Linked DNA regions of Homo sapiens: region 2 is linked to region 1. A link is an interaction called in ENCODE POLR2A ChIA-PET data of the cell type or tissue named here. Cell type or tissue: A673. All regions are shown on one strand. Each heading gives the region's core, and the rest is flanking DNA. Links, peaks and the distances in the headings are about the cores only.

What was found. ChIA-PET counts read pairs that join two places held together with the same protein. Peaks named below come from ENCODE experiments on the same cell type or tissue, not always from the same donor. Only the 100,000 strongest peaks of a DNase experiment are listed, where the experiment ranks them.
Region 2: POLR2A ChIA-PET joins it to region 1 with 15 read pairs; 3 of 35 experiments call an interaction of 5 or more read pairs at or near these places.

Annotation. Positions count from the first base shown.
Region 1 is chrX:138,906,108-138,913,236 of GRCh38, forward strand. It overlaps a transcript of FGF13 not described here. Among named protein-coding and RNA genes, the nearest start is that of FGF13-AS1, 200 kb to the left of the region's middle. In A673, for the core only: no CTCF peak of the experiment used is centred there; a DNase peak (open chromatin) is centred at 3,074; H3K27ac peaks cover 1,743 bases.
Region 2 is chrX:139,878,553-139,885,681 of GRCh38, forward strand. The region is part of intron 1 of ATP11C (ATPase phospholipid transporting 11C (ATP11C blood group)); the gene reads right to left. It also overlaps the pseudogene RNU6ATAC23P. Among named protein-coding and RNA genes, the nearest start is that of MIR505, 42 kb to the right of the region's middle. In A673, for the core only: no CTCF peak of the experiment used is centred there; DNase peaks (open chromatin) are centred at 3,179 and 3,929; H3K4me3 peaks cover 669 bases; H3K27ac peaks cover 2,500 bases.

The DNA of each region.
Region 1 (7,129 bases), core at 2,006-4,505:
TCTGATATGTCTGGAATCATTGTCCCCAGGCTGATGATCAAACCCTGGCTGTATTATTTATTCATGCTGTGACCCAAAGGCCACGGAGGCAAGTCACTTAACCCCCAAGTCTAATTTTCCTTAAATGTAAAATGAAAATAAGGACAGTATGTACCATGCAGAGTTACTGTGAGGATTAAGTGAGTTAATGTGCAGCATGCAATAATTATTAATTGCTCTTGTCATTTTTATTGGCATACTCATTGTCTATTGGATACTAAGTTTATTCATTCACATGTTCATTCATTAATTCATTCAACATATATTTCCTGAGCACCTATCATGTGCTGGGCATAGTTCTAGGCCGTGGGGACATAGCAGTGAACAAAGGCAAGCCTCTGTCTTTTTGAGCCCTACATTCCAGTGGCTGAGACAGAAAATAGAAAAATTAATAAACAGATAAAAAGCAATGTCAGGTAGCGATACGTACAGGAAAGAACAATAATGCAGGCTAAAAGAAGCGTCATCGGCAAGCGTTACTTTTAATAGAATGCCAAGGAAAACCTCACTGAGTGTAACATTTGAGCAGAGATCTGAGGTTTCAATACTCCTGGTGACTAGGCCACCTATTTTTTTTCTAATTAAATCAATCAGGCTATTGGTATAGCATGCACCCTCAGCCTTCAGTTCTGTGACATGGAGTCCTATATCTCCTTTCCCCAGCGTTCATGTTTTAGTTGCCCAGGGATGTGCGATTACACTGACAGCATTGCACTGAGGCAGGCACAAAAGTCTGTCTCATTTGTAGCCCAGCTAAAAAATCTTGAATGTTAAAATTTGGCAGATCATTATTCCACCTGCTGATCCCAAAAGAGTAAGCTACTACTTTTTCCCCCTCTTCTAAAAATAGATAGCTGCTTCACTAACGTGCTGTGTAACAAAGAGGCTGCCTGGCTCTCCATCCCATTTATTTCCTATTATTCAAGTTGGCTAGGACGGTAGAGTTAGCTCCTGCCTCCCCAAGGAATTGTGGCCAGCCAGCAAGACACAGAGAATGTAGATTCCCTGTTAGGAAAAGCTTGGAGGGATCATCTTAGCTCAGCTTAACTAAGGGAATGCGGACAAGGAGGCAGGGGTTCTCCTACTCTCTCCCCAGTGCAGCAATGGTTTAGCAAAACCTTCACTAAGACAGAATATACTGCAAGGCCATTCTGACCTATCTCAATTGCCCTTAGTCACATCTCTGCTAGCTCCCCCTCCCCTCTCCCTAACAGATCAGAATCAGACTGATAACAAGATTGTGGGTTGGGAAGAGAACAGGGAGTTAAAGTTCAGGCTGCAGCTGGAGTTCTAGTAATTCAGCCTTGGGAGAGAGAACTGAAGCTGAGTCAAAATGCCTAGGGCCTAGGCATTGCACTCCTGACATTAACAGGACTGTAGGAAGCATCCCATGTGGCCTTTTCATTTTCTGCTTCATTTCTGAGCTGGGATGAGCACAGGCAGACAGCCCTTGTTTCAGATAGAGGTCATGCCACTGAGCATGCTCCTTGAGGGCAGGGATGTGGCTGTGCTTTTTGAGACACCTCTGTCTAGCATCATGCTTGGCTCTCTGATCTAGGCCATTTTGGTGATCTATTTATTCATGATTTCATTATTACACCTGTTTTCTTAATGAGCCATATACACATGGGGTTTCACTGGCAGCTTTACTTGGTTTTGAGAATTTAAAACCTAACTCTTGGTTACTAAATATCAAATAAGAATGCTGATTAGAAAGGCAGCCTGATATGCTAAGAGAAAGCACTGAGCGTGAAGTCAGAAGACCTGAGTTTTAATGTTTCTGAACAGGTGAAAGAAAATGAACACACAGAGAAGACAGAAAGAGAGGTATTTGCTATTTGGTGCATCAAATACACCAAAATGTTAATGATGTATATGTCTGTAGAGTAGGATTATTGGTGATCTTTTTCTTCTTAATCATTTTCTTTTTTTTTTTTTTTTTGAGACGGAGACTCGTTCTTTCACCCAGGTTGGACTGCAGTGGCGCTATCTCGGCTCACTGCAAGCTCTGCCTCCAAGGTTCATGCCATTCTCCTGCCTCAGCCTCCCGAGTAACTGGGACAACAGGCACCCGCCACTGCGCCCGGCTAAATTTTTTTTTTTTTGTATTTTTAGTAGAAACGGGGTTTCACCGTGTTAGCCAGGATGGTCTCGATCTCCTGACCTCATGATCCGCCCACCTTGGCTCCCAAAGTGCTGGGATTACAGGCGTGAGCCACCGTGCCTGGCCATCATTTTCTTTTTTTTTTTTTTCAATTTTATCTAATGAGCATGTAAAATCAGAATATTGACATTATACAAGAGATCAAGTTAGAATCTCATTTTTGTCATCTATTACTTCTGTCACTTTGAAGCCAGGTACAGTCCCTTTTGAGGGTCCTTAGTTTTCCCATCTGTAAAAGGAGAGGCAGGGATAAGGAAGATCCTTCAGTTCTAACATTCTGTGCTGCTAATGAAGTTTTTAAAAATTATATTAGTTAAAAAAACACACAATTTAAAGAGCTGAGACATTACTACTTCTTCAAGTCACCATTACCAGAGTTGCCATGTGCTGCGGGCGCTAATCCTTTCAGCAGGGTTCTGACTGCCAGTCTGAGAGCTCACAGGTATTGCTATTATTCTGAATTCATTTGTGAGTCACAGTCAGCCTGATACTGGATGTTGAAATGTCTTTGTTGCCAAAGGGTGGGATTAACAACAAACTATTCCTAACATCTGCCTTCAGCTGAAGCAATGTCTTTATTTCAAATTCTGCCTTAGAGTGTCCATCAGACATACACAGAACATAGTACATCAATTATCTCCTTGAATCACACTATGAAATGGAAACAAGTATTATTATCCCCATTTTATGAATGCTGAAACTGAGGCTCAGAGAAACACAGCAATGTACCAGAATTTGAACCTAAGGCTGCTTAGACATGCTAAATGTGCATAGCTAGGTTTGCTGGGGGTTACTGAGCTTCTAGTTGTCTTTATGTGGTTTTCCTCTGTGACTTAGGGACAGGAAATCTTATAGCCAAAAGGATTTTGCTATTGTGCTGTTTTCCTGTTTCCCGGGGATGGAGATAATGATCAGCACTACAAAAGCCTCTACCATTGCTCTCACCCGGAGTGGGAGACTTGAGGGTAGATGTAGAAGCCGACAGAGTACCCAAATGGAGCAGGTGGTAATTATGCCACGATCTCGGCTCCTTCCATGTGAGAATGTCCCAAAACCCAGAGAGAGGTAAATGTGGCAGCAGACCCAATGGAAAGCTCCTGGATGTGAGACTAAATGACACACCCATGGAGCCTTCTCAATTTGGTTTTATGGTCTCAGTTCAATTAGACCTGAAGTAGAGCCCATTCATGCTTTAAGATTAAGAGAGGTAACATTGGCTTCTGATTGGCATGGCCACCCTATGGAAGGGTATTGTTTCCCAACTTTGTGCTAGCATGACATTTTTATCACAAGGGCCAATAGCAGGGCTAATGCATGCAGGCACAGTGAGTGTGGTCAAAGAGCAGCGGGATTACTAATTAGTGTGTACAACTCTGCAACTTACAGTTAGGTGATGTTGGACAAATCCTGTAAGTTCTTTAAACTCCATTTCTGCATCCATAAAAGGGAGATAATAAATCCATTTCACAGCATGTTTATGAGGATTAAACTAGGACATTTTTCCAAAGTGAGAGAAAAACATTATCTGAATATGTTAGCAGGCATTTGGTGGGTATATATGTGAATTGGCATGCACATGAGCAGGAGTGTGCCATAATCTAATGAGTCTGGGAAACACAGGAGCAAAAAAAAATTAAGTTAGTGTATCATAGCTCTTATATCACAAACTTCCCATTCCATCATGGAGTCCAGAGGCTGCTCAAAAGCCCCAGAGACAGTTCAAAGAAAAGCCAGAGAGTCAGGATGGCCTGAAGAAGTTAATCTAGCCCACCAGCTTGTTTAGAGTATAAAGAGACAAGATCAAGCTATGTACCACAGGTCTTCCTGCATTTGGCTAAAGGACATAAGGACATCATGTTAGGAGTCTTCAAGGTTAAGGAGTCCACCTCAAGCTCAAGAAATACTCACACTGGCCCCAGACTGGTGCCCAATACCCTCCGTCATGATCAGGTTGGTCATTTTTGATCACAAAGAGCAACCCATAAGATTGGCAAGATGTGCCATATGAAAAGACCAAGTTACAAGAAGACATTAGTTTAGCCTAGAGGTGACATTGGTACCTTGGTACTGTTGTGGTCAAATTCCCAAGCAGATAGGGCAAAACCAGCAAGATTAGAAAGTTCAAAGTAGAGGCCAAAGCATAGGAAGATGGCAGCATCAACTTAAAGAAGTCCCAAATGAATCTAATGTCAACAAAGGAAGCCACTGCAAGTTCTGAAAGGCTGGTCTTTCTGCTAGATCAGAAATATTTAAGGGAACATTCCAATCTTGGCTAGAGCCAAGCAAAAAGCTGAGATTTGAAGGAGACAGAGTATGCTATAAAACAGCAAGAGAAATATACTTTGGCTCTATGGAAACCCAGGTGAGCATCTACCATCCCTCCTTGAAACATGGTCTCTACACACAGGACCCAGGTAATTAATTTATTGAAAATTTATAATATACCAACTGTATCAGCTACATGACAGACATTATATTTAATGATTAAATAATGTGCCTAGGAAAACATTAATAGCAAGAACCAGGATTGAAATCCAGGCTGATCTGATTTCCAAAGCCCAGGCTTTTTCATTTATACTGTGAGGTAAGCAGGTTGTTTGGCTTTCCTAAACCTATTGGCCTCTATGTCAGTATCCCAGTGCAGGATACTTACCAGTGTCCTACAATTTGGTCCCATGCCTATTCATTCACTCCCACAGCTCAAAGGCCCCAGCACTAAGGATTTTTTTCAAGCAAAGGAGGTGCTGGGATGCTGGGATAACTAACATATCCTCAGGTGACTAAATAGTAAAATGAACCCCAACTTATGTCAATAAAGGAGCAATTATCTCATTTCCAGGGAAATCTGAAAGTCTTGCAGTAGATTTTGAAGACAATTTCATACATACTTTGCCTGAGCGCACCTCCAGGCCATTGTTCCAGCTTTTTTCTGTAGTGAGAATGCCTGTGTCTGGTCAAATCCTGTGTGTTTTTCAAAGTCTATCTCATCATGTCCTTTGCAGGGACATGGATGGAGCTGGAGGCCATCATCCCTAGCAAACTAATGCAGGAACAGAAAACTAAATACCACATGTTCTCACTTATAAGTGGGAGCTAAACGATGAGGACACATGGACACACAGAGGGGGGCAACACACACTGGGGCCTACCAGAGAGTGGTGGGGGGAGGCAGGGAGAAGATTAGGAAAAATAATTAATGGATACTAGGCTTAATACCTGAGTGATGAAATAATACGTACAACAAACTCCCACAACACAAGTTTACCTATATAACAAACCTGCACATGTACCCCTGAAATTAAAATAAAAGTTAAAAAAAAACAGTCTATCTCAAATCTAATTTCCCACTTGGAAGTATTTGCTCGTTCTCCCAACATGCAAGGGCCTTCACTGCTCTGAATCTCCATGGCAAATATTTTATCTTGTATCACAGGCAGCTAATAATTTACCTTTACCCAAAACTTTGCAACCATCTGTAAACTTGTCAAAGTGGAGACTGCATATTCCTCACATCTATATGTTCCGAAACACCCAGAATAACACCCTGTCTCAGAAGATACTCAGGAATAATTCCTTGACTTAAATGCATATGGAAATGTCCAATACATATCGTAACAGAATAGCTCCTTCCAGCTTCCTGGTTTGAAGTAAAAGGGAGTAACACCCTTGGTCTCTGAGCAAACAGCTTTCCTACTATCTTGGAGACTGGTATTTTTATATATCCCAGAAGTAGCATGGCACATTTTATAAAAATGTTTGGAGTTGAAATAAAAAATACTAAACCAGACAAATTCTGACCTGAAATCCATAATTCCTTTAAAATCCTTCTGTTTAAGATGACAAGCAGAGATTGATTAATCCAAGGTTGATGAATGGATAGCTTCATTCACCCCAATCTGTCTTCCCCTTTATCTACTGAGAATACATGTTTTACCAGTGCTATAATGTTTCCATGGCAATTTACATTTTGAACTTTTCACAATCGTTTTCTGTCGGCATTCAGCATGCTAAAAAAGAGTGGTTAGGTCCACATAGGAAACAGGGAAAGACTCAACCATTGAGATGTTAAAGGTCATCCTTCAAATCAGAGGCAGTGCTGAGAAGAGAACACTGACTTCAGAGACTTGGGCTCTGAAGGCATATTAACAAGCCAGTTGTCCATACAAAGGAAATAAAGAAAAATGCTACTGAATTAGAGTTAGAAACTTCTATAAATATATCACTATTTAATCAACTTAGAGTAAAAGATTGATGGAAGTTGATCAAAATTGGGTGGCCTAACGAGCAGATTAAAGAACACAGATTCCAAGCCCTACCCAAAACCCACTGAATCAATAGCTTGGCAAAACTACCCAGTTATTTGCATTTTAGTAGGCTCCCAAGAGATTCTGTTGGGCAGCTATGATTAACATCATGGATTTATGTAACTGCAAAGATGTAGGATTCGAACTCTCACTCCCAGATTCTGTTCTGCTTTGCCATGAAGTTGCCATTCAAAATGGCAGTGGGGGTTGGGGAATGATGTGGATAGTTTTCAGTCTGCATCCAGGGAAAATGAACCCCTTTAAAGAGTCCTGAACAAGTCTCTGGAAGAGAGCATCCTGACCCTTCCTCTATTTGCACGCAGTGTTTGGCCCTGACATTTCCTCAAAGCCAGGTTTTCACTCTTGTGTTGTCCTGGTATGAAAAGAAAACAAACCCCTAGCAAAGACAGCTCATTTAAACCCAAGATATCATTCCACAGCAATAAACTGTAAACAAAATTTCACTACATCTCAAACCCATTTGTAACCAGACAGCATCATTTTACTTTTAAGGGAAGGACCTTGTTATGATTTTCTTCTCTTGCACCTGGAAAGAAAAAGCATCTACTTTTTTTTTTTTTTTTTTTTTTTTTTGAGATGGAGTCTCACTCTGTTGATCTTG
Region 2 (7,129 bases), core at 2,236-4,735, 970 kb after region 1:
TTATTGAGCACCTACAAAAAATCTGTTAGGTACCAAAGACTGAAAAATGCTAACAATAGAAGCAAGTGTAAAATGCTATAATGGACACAGAACACAGGGACGGGAAGAATTCGTTCTACCCCAGGTACGTCAGAGAAGGAAGATCCAGGGCAGCATACCACAGAAGAAATGACATTTGAGTTGGGTCTAGGATTTCACCAGTGAATGGAAGAGCGGCAGCTTCAGAAAGGGAACAACAGGAGCCAATACCTAGAGGCATCTGGCAAACACCAAGAGGTACCTGAGGTATCTAGCAGCCTATAAATAGCGTGGTACGGACAGAGACTAGGGGGAGGGGAGGGGGAATCATAGAAAGGAGACTAAGCCTGGGCAACATATCAAGACTCTGTCCTACAAAAAAATACAAAAAGTAACCAGGCATGGTAGCGTACACTTGTAGTCCCAGCTACTCAGGAGGCTGAGCTGGGAGGAGGCTCAGCCTGGGGAGTTTGAGGCTACAGTGAGCCACGATAGTACCACTGTACTTCAGCCTGGTAACAGAGCAAGACCTCATGTCAAAAACAAAACAAAACAAAACAGGAGACTATAAATGTAGGCCTGAGAAAACCTGTGAGGGCCGGAGAGAAAGGAAATAAAATCAGTATCTTGAAGGGATATCTGTACCCCCATGTTCATTGTAGGATTATTCACAATAGCCAAGATATGGTCACAACCTAAGTATCCATCAACAGATAAATGGATAAAGAAAATGTGGTATATATTACACAATGGAATATTATTCACCATTAAAAAAACAAAAAAAAAATCATGCCATTTGTAACAAAATGAATGAACCTAGAGGACAGTTATGCTAAGTGAAATAAACCAGACACAGAAAGGCAAATACTATATGGTCTCACTTATATGTGGAATCCTAGAAAAGCTGAATCCCAGAAACAAAGAGTGGTTTCCAGAGATAAGGGGGTGAGATAGGAAAATAATCAAATGGCACAAATTTTCAGATAGAAGATGAACAAGTTCTGGGGCTCTAATGTACACCATGGGTGGTATTAGATGAGTTAATTAATTTGACCGTGATAATCATTACACAATATATATGTATATCAAATCATCACATTGCACTGCACACTTTCAATTTATACAATCTTTGTCAATTAAATATTTTAAAATAATTTTTCAAAAAAGAATACCCATTAGGGAATTTGCGCACCTCTAGACTTTGGCATAGAGGCAACTGGATGCAGCAAGACTGGTGTTTCCAAATAGCACTGTCTATAGATAAAGAAATGCAAGGAAATAACTACTTTAAAAGTCAGGATAATGGTTATTTCAGAAGGAGAGAAGGTTTTTGACTGGGAGAGGGCACCTGGAAGGACTTCTGGGGTGGCTGACAAAGCTCTATTGCTTGATCTGGATGGTGATTTCAAGTATGTGTGCCTTGTAATATTGTATTAAGCTACACATTTGTTTGATTTTTTAAATTCTTGTCTCATTTTACAATAAAAAAGCTAAAAAGGAAAGAAAAAAAAAACACCTTCTTTTGCCACTATATAGGCCATCCAGGGCAGAGAGGGTACAAAAAGATGAGGAAAGAAGTTATTACCTCAAGATGAAAGATGATGAGGGCCAGGCCCAGAGCAAGAATAGTAGGAGTAAGAAGAATGAAATAAACCCACTGGTGAAACATCTTGAGAGTAGGCTGCCACAAAGTTCCAGAGGACTTTAGCAGGAGAAGGCTTAAAGAAGATAGAGAGTGATTTCAGATTTGGACATAGTGAGTATGAGATGTCTTTGGGAATTCAAATACTACTTTCCCCTTGCTCATTTTAATGTATGGCTTTCCTTTGCCTTGGTACACATCTCTCAATAGTAATACTCTATTTCCTACCATTTACAATTCAATTCATGTGTTTGGCTTTCAAATGGGATAGAATGAGGAGGAGGAGGAGGAGGAGGTAGTTCTTGATGTAATCAGGCAAAACTTGGAAAACAAAGGAGGAAGATGGTTAAAAGAAATGTTTTAGTAGTAAAAGACAAGTAAAGGAGATAATATCCCATGTGAACTACTCCACTGAAAGGGAAGAAAGGATACAGAAGAAGAGCTATTGGGTCAGATTCCCCACCTGATCAGCAAAAATCAAGGGAAGGGGGATACATCATGCACTCGCCTTATTTTCACATCTGGGACTTTCTTAAGTTAGCTATATGTAATCTAAAGGAGAATTATAATAGAAATTTGAAAGTAAGAGAGATGGTAAATAAGACAGACAAGAAAAGGTATTCTACACCAGGTTAGCACACAATGGAGAAGCAAGTAATTTTGCTTAATCTACAAGTCATAACAAACTGTCCTCACTTGGAAGAAAAGACAGATATAAGCAACTGTGTGTTAATTACAGTCTGGGACACAGCAGCCCAGGTCCATAGAGTTGGGTTGCTATGGCCCATAATTTAACAAATGCATGAACAACTGACTTTGATAACATTCAACTGGAAATATTAAGATGTTACCCTCAGAGTCCTGCTTCTATTGCATAATAAAAGAACTCTAGCTACCATTTATTGAGCACTTACTCTATGCCAGGCACAGTCTAAGCCTTCAGCATCCATTATCTGATTGAAACCTCACAGCAAGCCCATGAGGTAGGTGCCATTAATCATCACCACATTACGAATAAGGAATGCCTTCAAGTGGTAACTCTAGGGAAACAAGATATGAGGAAGACTGCATAGAGCAGACTTGGGCCTGGGCTAAAAGGAGTGCCTGCCTCATACATGGTTCAACCCAGGCCACGAGAGTAGAATATTTCATAAGGAGTATGGGCTGTATCTCCAGTTGCTGATATAGAGTGATTTTTTTTCAGGTCTTATCCTCAGCATGTTTATCTCCTACCACTGCAACATGTGGCAGTGGTAGGCGGCCGGTAGCAATTCTAAGATTTGGGATCCCAGCCAGCTCTCTGTTTCTTTCCATCAGAAATATAACCAACATCTGGCAGAGTCAGCAAACGTCAAGATGTATGGGTCTCCACTAATTCATACATTACAAACTGGCTTCTCAAAATTGGTCAAATTCCATTACAGAATTACAGTTCAGCTGCACTGAATACTAAATACATATGAGCCATTAGCTGAGACTTTGAAATCTCTTTGCTCTATGGAAATTTCTATTCTGGTAGTAGTTGTTGCATGAGATTTTATCTTTATCGCACTTTTCCTGGCAGCAGTAAAATTCCATTTCCATCAACTGTTTCCTCTCAAGAAAGAAGTCTCTCAGGAAATACTCAAAACATTGTTCAACAAAGTTCTCAAATATGAATCATTTTCAACTGCCAGGAAGACACTCCTTTCCCCCACTGTTTTGCATCATAATAGGCTTTCTCTAAAATGACAGCTTTGGGGGAAGATATACTTATTTGGGGAAAAAAGACATTTATTAACTACAGTGTAAATCCTTTATTCTTCTCCCTCTATGGCTTTGCTTAAGCAGTTCCCTCTGCCTCAACTACCTTCTCCCCAGATCTGCCTGTCCAAGCCCTACCAATGCATTCATTCAAACGAACACTTCCTGAGTACCTAACAGATTTTTGGTCCTGTAATAGGTGGTAGGGGTACAAATCAAATAAATGTATTAAAAATTTGCCAAGCAAAGATTATGGTATGATCATGGCAGGACGTGGGATCACGATGGACATTCTGAGATTTTCCTTCAATGAAAAGTTTTTTGGAAGAAAAAACATTTACAGCTGGCCCTTTAAGGACAAGCAGGAGGAATTTAACGAAAGAGAAAAGGAATTTATGGTAGCCAAGAAGAGGCCAAGAGGCAACTCAAGGGTCTCCAACTACAAGGAGCACAACTGATTAAGGACCCCATCTGCCTCAGAAACTCATCCTAGTGTCTGTACTAAGTCACACCTCCAAAGGGGTGCTCCCAACCAATCACTGAGTACAGCAGGGATACCAAAGCAGACTGTTGCTGGAAGTTGCAGGACTCCACTAACAGCTGACTTTGCACTCCCCAATAGCTTTTCTGAATCTTCTTTAGACTGCACTGCCGTCTGGAAACCTTCTGCCTAACCAGCTCTCCCCTATCCCCCCTTCACTAGGGCTCAGACTTGCATGAAGGACTAATGGCACTCCCAGCCTTCTCAGCCCCCTCACCATTGTCTGTTCCACATGCATTTTCCCCTAATAAACCCTTGCCAATTTAATCCTGTGTGTCTGTTTTTCAGAGGACCCAGATTAATACAGCATTCTATACAGAGAGCTCAGCATAAATAAATACCCAGAGGTATGAAAAATCATGATGGGTTCTAAGCACCCCAAGGAGTGGTATGTGCCTGAAGCAAGCTGTGGAAGTGTAGAAGAAGCTGGGCCAAATCAGTGGAGGCCTTGTATGTCCTGATAAGAAACTTCAACTTGGTCCTATGAGAAACAGGGAGCCACCAGAAAGTTTTAAGCAAGGAAAGGGCATGTTTTTCAAAAAACTGTTCTGCTAGCAGAACGAAGGGTGGACAGGGCAAAGCAGAAATTGGAAGCACCTCTATGTATGCTTCCATCTTGTCTGCTAGCTTGTGAGGTCCTGAAGGATGAAATCATATTTTTTGCTTGTTTTGCTTTAATCTTAGAATAGTGTTTAACACGAAGTAGCTCCTCAAGAGGCCCCACTAAATCTACAAGGTTGGGCCTCACCTCATGGCCCAACATTTTAGTTAAAGCCACTCAAAAGTTTCATGAAGCCTGGTCATTCCTGCTTGGACACTGGAACCCTCTCCATCAATCTAGAAAGAGATGGTTATGTGTATGAAGGGTAGAAGAAACTATTCCCAAACTTTGCCTCTTGCCGACTGGTTATTTCATGAACTCCTTTGAAGACAGGCATCTAATCACATTTGTTGATCCTAACTGTGGGACAAAGGTAGTCATTAGATATTTAGTTTTTGAATGTTAACCAAATCAATGAAATTTAGAGAGCCAGATCAAGCTCAAGGCCCAGAGGTCTAATCCAAAGAACATAAACAAAAATCAGAATTGGCTTCTGAATATGGACTCACTGTCCAATGATGATCTTTGGGAAAATGTAGCCTTATTTTTTTCATCATAAGGTGGCAATAAGACCTACCCTAAAATGATGTACAAAGTAAGGTGAAAATTAAATAAGAAGATGTGGCCACTGTAATTGGAAAAGAGTAAAATAAATTTTACAGACTGAATATACAATTGGGGAAAATAGACAAATCGAAGATATCAAAACCTAAATATCACCCTAACACAAAGACATCCTGGACTTCTGAATAAATATGAGAAACATAACTTACTTATTACATTGTGACATCAGCTTGCTAAGAAAGGTCATAATTAACCACAAAGTCTACAATAAAACTCTAAGTTTAACATATTTACTTAAAGACTTCATGGCTAGAAGGAAAGCATACTGATTACCAATTCTGATTTTCAACAATATCAAGGGATGGTGTGGTATTATCCAAAAATTGTCAAGATACAATTTTCATGTGTCAAGCAGCACTTTTGGCTGGAAGAGTACTTCTATGAAATCAAATAATCATATGAACCAATTCCCAGAAGGCTATTGATTGGTAGAGTTGGAGCCAACAGCCCTCCCAAAGTCCAAGGCACTGATAGTCTGATGCCCTTTCTCAGACTCATTCTCATCTCCCTGACTTGACTAATGAAACACACAGAAGCTCTTGGGCCCTGCTTGTAAGACCCAAAATAACCTTACTGAAACAACCTGAAATGGTTTGTGTCACTTAGAGAAGACAGTCTCACGTCATAAACTGTCAGATCTACATGGGCTAAGGGACTAAAGTTAGCTAGCAATGGTCTGTTGTCCATGTAAAATAAAAACGGCATCTCCAATCCTCCACACTGAGATAACCACTTCCAAACCAGTAGGCAAGTCCAGAGCATTCAGGAATACTTTATTTTTTATTTTGATGAGGTCTTGCTATGTTGCCCAGGCTGGTCTTGAACTCCTGGCCTCAGGCAATCCTCCCTCCTGGGCCTCTCAAAGTGCTGGGATTACAAGCGTGAGTCACTGCACCCAGCTCAGCAGTACTTTTTAAAATTTTCCAAATTTGCAAACTGATTTAGTAAATACCTTGTGTTATTTTGACTTGAGAAGGAGTGAAAAGTAGACAAAATGAATTCCATTTTTATAAAAGAACTTTAGGCAATTTTGTCAAAAGAACTAAACAAACAACTATAGAAATCATTCTAAGTCTCCTTTGCCATCTTCTAAAACCAGATTATTTTCATTTACAAAATACATTTAATGGTAGGAAATCAATAATGATGATAGTAATGGACACCACTAAATTGAGCACATTCTATGTGAGACATTTTACATATATTATCTGTATTCCTCAAAACTCAATGTAAATGTTCTACATTTCAAATTTTTAAAACATGAGGCTCAGAGAGACAAATGTGCCACAAATCAAGTAAATGGCAAAGCTGAGATACAAATCACGATATCTAAAAGCCCAGATTTTAGATGGCAATGAAAGGTGGGAGGGCTTTTCTCTCCTTCCAAATCTCAATTTCTACCTCACTCTCCCAATTCCTGTCCTTCCCTCCCTTCCTCTGTCTCTCTCACACAAACACAAACACATGCACACACATACCCACTCACTTCCAAAGAGAGGCGATACCATACAGTGAGCTAATAACGGTTTTATCCAAAACACCTGCATTTAAATTCTGACCGCCCCCCCACCACCCTGCCATTTACTAGCTCCAAGACTTGGTGGTACAAATTGTTTGATGGACCTCACTTTCCATCAAGTGAGATTAAATAAGATAAACATACACACTGCCTAGTACATACTATTTTTGTTACATTTCCCCCCACTCACTTTTGATAGCCTAAAAGACCAAACGAAGAGGAACCAAAAACATGCTACCTGTATTGTATGCTAAGCAAGGGAGTTAGCACTTCCCTTAGGATGGAAAAATTTCTATGACTTATAAAACACACATATGGTTAAGGAATTGCTACCTACTTCATTTCTTTTATCCATGATTTTTATCCATAAAATACAAGAGAATAAGCTATTATTGCCATGTGGAATTTAGACTAGTAATGCAAGAATAGTTCGGCATTCAT